Regions from separate parts of the Homo sapiens genome. Here region 2 is linked to region 1. Evidence: chromatin contacts called from ENCODE Hi-C or POLR2A ChIA-PET data. All regions are on one chromosome and are shown on one strand. Each heading gives the region's core, a stretch centred on a gene start or an enhancer-like site at or near the end of the contact. The rest is flanking DNA. Distances are from core to core; before and after follow the strand shown. Region 1 overlaps ALKBH3 (alkB homolog 3, alpha-ketoglutarate dependent dioxygenase). Region 2 has its middle 43 kb from the start of ACCSL.

What was found. A loop is a pair of places that touch in the nucleus more often than their neighbours do. ChIA-PET counts read pairs that join two places held with the same protein, here RNA polymerase II (POLR2A). Pooled maps may share reads with other maps.
Region 2: a map of posterior vena cava shows a loop between it and region 1 (4-fold over the local background). The contact joins two enhancer-like sites. A Hi-C loop is called at or near these places in 2 of 168 maps with a recorded cell type or tissue (gastrocnemius medialis and posterior vena cava) and 2 of 50 pooled maps. POLR2A ChIA-PET finds 5 or more read pairs at or near these places in 5 of 52 experiments (AG04449, CD4-positive, alpha-beta T cell, H1 and 2 more).

Annotation. Positions count from the first base shown.
Region 1 is chr11:43,903,921-43,906,770 of GRCh38, forward strand. The region is part of intron 8 of ALKBH3 (alkB homolog 3, alpha-ketoglutarate dependent dioxygenase); the gene reads left to right. Among named protein-coding and RNA genes, the nearest start is that of ALKBH3-AS1, 16 kb to the right of the region's middle. Within about 2 kb of position 1,395, at least 8 of the 41 ENCODE cell types and tissues checked have a DNase peak (open chromatin) inside an H3K27ac peak, as active enhancers do.
Region 2 is chr11:44,003,129-44,005,978 of GRCh38, forward strand. It overlaps a transcript of ACCSL not described here. Among named protein-coding and RNA genes, the nearest start is that of ACCSL, 43 kb to the right of the region's middle. RefSeq lists an enhancer at 1,747-2,608. Within about 2 kb of position 1,468, at least 3 of the 41 ENCODE cell types and tissues checked have a DNase peak (open chromatin) inside an H3K27ac peak, as active enhancers do.

The sequences.
Region 1 (2,850 bases), core at 145-2,644:
TTCTCATATAAAGATATGACATATGGTGATCAAGAGCTATTTCTTGGTAGTACACATCAGTTATGTTATAGGGTAACATGTAGATGGAGAGCATAACTACTACATACATTGTTCCTGTGGGCAAGCATTTGGAACAGCGCTTTATCCTGCCGTGCCCCATGCTGTAGCTTTCTCTTCTCCTCAGCCTTCTTGGAGCCTATTTTGATGAACATGAATGATAATACAGGCCATGAAATACTCAGAAGTGGTAAAGTCCACATAATTGTCTGCCAGTGGCAAGGGAATCTGCGCTATGACGATGGTAGCTGATTTGATTAAAATACTGATCCAATAAGTAAGAAAATTTGCCTGAGATTTTAACAAAGTTGCCTGAGGAAAGGGATTTGGGAAGAAATATAAACATGTTGGTACTTCAGGTTGTTGACTGTAGTAAGTTTTGGCTTCTGGCCTAGTCTTAACTATGATTGAATTTCATGCAGTTTTTGTATATCATCTCAATTCTGGCTTTTGTTTAAGATTGGGAAATTGAATATTAATATGTTTGAAATTATAATCACACATGAGTAAAAAGTGACCTTTTTTCCCCAGAACCTGTAAAGTCCATTTTTGTGTAAACAGGATACAAGTTTAAACTTTTGAAGATTCCTTCAGGTCTCACTAACGGATTTCCAAAAACCTGGGGCTCTACAAATGTAGCTAAACTCGAAGTGCAGAACCCTTTCTTTGAGTTGATGGCCTTGGAAATATACCTTAAAGTGCATCATCTTTATCTTATAAATAATCCTTTTTTCCAAAGGATTGAAAGGAAGCGATTATTGCACATTTTTGTCTACTTTTCTTTATAAACTCAGGTGATGAGAACATGACTCATGATTCATACAGCCCAAGGTAAAGCATAATTTAAAAAGTAAAAATTAGGTTAGTCTTCTGTGTGGGATTTGTAGGAGTCTGACTTCCTGTAACTCTTAGAGACCTATCTCAGTGTGCTACTACAGATTGTAATTTTCATGTCTGTCACCGAGACGTTCAGGGTTTATTAGAGGTTGTGGGAGGGAATCTTTCAAACTCCTATTAGCTTTGACCCATCGGAGGAGAAGTTAATGCCTATTTGACTTGAGTCACAGTTTCGCATCTCAGGCGGACATGGAAGAGTCATGAGATTTCCTGCACTTTGTTCAAATGTGCAGTTTTGAGACAGAAAAGCGTCTGTTTTGGGCCACTTTCAAAGAGAAATAGTCTTGATTTTTTAAAAATTCAAATTCCTCCACCCTTGCAGCAGCTGTTTATTTTGTAGTCTGGCACCTTGAGCAGATCTCCATTAACTGCTGATCTACTGAAAGCTGCCCCAGTTCCACACACTGTATTCCTAACAGTTTCTCTCTGTGCTGAGACGGTAAGGAGATCTTTGTTTCGTAAGCACCAGTGCCCTCTGATTCATGCATCAGCTCAGTCAGCTTCATGTAGACATCATCTCTCGGATTAAACATTTCACTCCTCCAAGGTGCCGGTTTTTTGTTTTTTGTTTTTTTTTTTCACTGTCCTGTGGTCCAAGTCTGCCAAGTGCTGCTCATTCATTTTGATTTTAGAGTAAATTACCCTTTCCTTTAATGATATTACTGTCATTCCTCAGGGGCATAGTAGACTTGTTTAAGCTTGCTTTTACATTCATTCCGATTCCTTTTTTGTTTAGTTCAAATCAAAGACTAAGTGAAGGGCACCTTATCTATATTCTGGCTGTTGTCAGGCTATATTGTCTTAAGACTGTCATAAAGCTTATCAAATATACTTCAGTAGACCTTTTTTATTCTATCAGGCTGGCATTATTAAAGGTTTTCTATACTTCTTGTCCCAAACCCAGTTGTACTTTTCAAACTACATTGTGTTCCTGTTTGCAAAGATTAGTCTGGTTCTTTTCCCAGCTAGTTTTAATTCTATACTGAAAAAAACAAGCTGGAAAAGGAACTACAAAAGCCATTTGGCAGGCTGCTATTTCTCTGTCGGTTACCATGGAAACAGTGATGGCTGGGGGGTGTTATTAGATAATAGCAGGAAGTTTGTGATGCACTGGAGGTTTAGATGCCAAAAGCCTTGTTTTTCTAGCAAATTACCTCTGGATAAACTGTATCCTTCATCAGCTGAATTCTGCAAATGTTAGGGGCTCCTATTCACCTCAGGGTGATTGAGCTACAGCAAGTTGAGCCCTCTAACCACTCCTCTTTTTAGCCCTTGTGAAGAATGTGAATCCTGTTTGTATTGCCAGGAGAGATGATTGTAAAACCAAGTCTAGCGGTAGAGACTATGAGAGCACCCAATGAATTGGAGGTCCTAGTGTTTCCTTTGCTAATTGGTTGTGGGTTTTTTGTACACTGCTGGGAAGAGTGGAGTATAAAAAGGTCAGTCAAGTCATAAATACTGATATTTTTTGTAAGACTTTAGAAAAGAAGATATTGGAATCCAAAATAATAAGATACTAAATAGTGTAAATTTAGAAGTTAGATAAGCTAGTACTATGCAGGATTTCATAGAGTGGAAACAACCCACACCTTAGCCAGCAGCCCCGCTGCTGCTATTCCAGTCATCTATCCTTCCTATTAATCCATCTGGTGATTATAGCACCTACTCTAAGAGATTACAAGAAATACTTGAGGCTGGGCATGGTGGCTCTCACCTGCAACCCCAGCACTTTGGGAGGCCGAGATGGGAGGATCCCTTGAGCTCAGGAGTTTGAGACCAGCCTGGGTAACAGTGAGACCCCATCTCTATTTTTTTAAAGTAAATAAAATAAATACAAGTAAATAATAAGTAATAAAAAGAAATACTTGAAATCAATTGTTGATAGCCATGATCATT
Region 2 (2,850 bases), core at 218-2,717, 99 kb after region 1:
TAGGAGAAGCTGGTTTTTAAAAAGAATGAGGAGAAAAATTATGTTAAAAATGATAACACAATGTTCCAAGTATAAGCCAAAGCAGGTCACGGAAGTCACCTCAGAGAGGACATGGTGTTTGCAGCCACTGCCAGATTCTTCTCTCTGAATTGTTTTTTATTGTGGCCAAATGCACATAACATAAAGTTTACTATCTTAACTATTTTTAAATGTACAGTTTAGTGGCATTAAATGCATTCATAGGCCTGGCATGGTGGCTCACACCTGTAATCCCAGCACTTTGGGAGGCTGAGGTGGGTGGGTCGCTTGAGGCCAGGAGTTCAAGACCAGCCTGGCCAACATGGTGAAGCTCCAGCTCTACAAAAAGTACAAAAATTAGCTGGGTGTGGTGGTGCATGCCTGTAATCGGGAGGCTGAGGCAGGTGAATCGCTTGAACCCAGGAGGTGGAGGTTGCAGTGAGCTGAGATCGCGCCACTACACTCCAGTCTGGGCAACAGAGTGAGACTTTGTCTCAAAAAAAAAAAAAATGCATTAATTACATTGGGCAACTGTTGCCATTATTCATCTCCAAAACTCTTTTCATCCTATACAACCGAAATTCTATCCCCACTGGACAGTAACTGCCCATTCCCCTCTGACTTTTCGCACACTCTGCAGTTTCCAGCCTGGAGAGGCAGTGCAGGAGCCTGACCTGACTGCTGCCCGGGGGCTGTGGGTCTGGGCTCTGCCAGGGGCCCCTGTTACCCAGGGATAGGGGGTACCTCACTTGGAGGAACCTCACCAGGCCCTCACCCTCTGGCAGCAGCCAGTAGCAGGGAGCTGTTCCCCCAGGCCTTGGAGGTGAGCATTCCTGGGGTTGTGGCTAGAGCAGGCAGAGCAGAGCCAGACCCCTATCCTGGGGTAAGGGGTACCCAGATGCCCAGAATGAGGTATCTGGGACCCTGACTGCCTAGCAACCTGCAGCCTCTTGTTCCGTTGGTCCTGAAGTCAGGGGAGGGGCTGAGTCTGCATGTGGAAGGGGGAAACTGAGGCCAGGGGGCTCCCAGGAGTGAGTGAGGTGAAGGGGGGGGATGTGTCCCGGGCATCTAGAACCACGTGCACAGAGGCTTGGAGTAGAGAGAGCCCAGATCAGAAGGGCAGTCACGAGCTTGAGTCTGGGGAAGGACACAGAGCGGGTTTTCTGGGCCAAGTTCTTGGTGTTTGCTCACCCCCGCATACCGCCCTGGGGGACCAAGAAACTACCCAGGGACCCCCAAGAGCAAGAGGTGAGAAAAGGAGTCTCACCAGCCTGTTCCAAAATTTGAGCTCCAGTTGCTCCCTACCCGCACCCAGGGCTTCCAAGGCCAAGCTGAGCTGAGCTGAGCTGAGCTCTGGTCCCCTCCCCATAAAAGCCTGTCTGCGACTCTCAAGGGCATGTACCTAGCTGTTTTCTCCTTTCATTCTCAGCCCAGCCCCAGCCGCAGGCAGGATGGCTATCGGGAAAATGAGGCCCTAGGAATCGAGGGGGCTTGCCCAAGGTCAAGTAGTGGGTAAATGACTCCAGGGTCTTTCCCTTCCATCTGCCCGCCCTATCCTCAGAGATGCACTGAACTTTGCTCCTCAAAATGCAGTCCAAGACCAGCAGCATTGACAGCATCTGGGAGCTGGTTGGAAATGCAGAATTCTAGGCCCCTTCCTGGTCCCACGGGACCAGAATGTACATTTTAGCAAGAACCTGGTGATTTGCTAGCACTTTACAGTTGGAGAAGCACTGCTCTAGGAGTTCTTTCCCATCGAGGGGATGCAACTTCCTAGCAGGGAGAGGATACCTGCCTGGATACACTCCTAACCAAGGCCATTGGGACACTTGTAGGAGATATGTTTTTCGGAGGCCCACTGGTGGTGGTGAGGTTGGCCTTGTCTTCAGAACACCCAGCCCGGCCCACCCACCCCTTCTCCCCCGTGCCAGTCTGCCCTGTGCTTTTCGAGTCCCGGCAAGCTCACCCCCACCCTGCCATTGTACACGACAGCTGTAGAGGGGTGAGGGGAACTGTTTCAATGGCTGTCCCTCCACCCCTCGACAAGAGTCCCACTCTTTCCCTGCCCCCAGCCCCCTGCCTGGTGAGGCTGATTGTCCCATTCAGCACCCCCTCCCCGGATTGGCTGATGGGCTTTCAAACTCCTTTAGCTGCCTAATTACTGCTGATCGTGGGCTGCACGTGCAGGCTTCTGTGAATATGAGATTCTGTAATTGCTGCTGGCACACAGCCTGCCTGGGTGGGGGAGGGGAGGGTTCTGAGGACAAAGGGGTTCCACTATGGGGAGGGGAGCACTGAGGGCAGCACTAGCTTTGTTTTGCTCCTCGACTCAGGGGCTCTGGGTGGCAAATCTCTCACAGTGAGGCAGCGCTGAGGGAGGGAGTGCAGCTGAGGAGTGGGCTGTGAATTTTGAATGCACAGCGGGTTTGGGGCATTGGGTGTGTTTTCTGCCAGGCACTGTGCTCCGTGCTTTGCATATTAGGTCTCACAGGAACACCAACTCATTCTGGCTTCCCCGGACGTGCCCAGATTTTACTACTGAAAGTTTCATGTTCCCAGAACCTCCTCCCCCGCCCTCTACCCCCAGGTAAAGCTGTGCAGGTAATTACACTATCACACTACATCTAACTCTCTCAACAACTAGAGGAGATGGCGGACCTGTTATCCCCACTTTACAGATGAAGAAACCAAGGCTTACAGGCATGTAGGATTTTGTCTCCAGGGTCAAATAGCTGCTAAGTGGCAGAAGCTGGATTTGGACCCAGGTGTAAACTCCAAAGATCCGCAATGCAAGGAATCTGCCCAAAGGCCAAAGTGCAGGGGAGGGCCCAA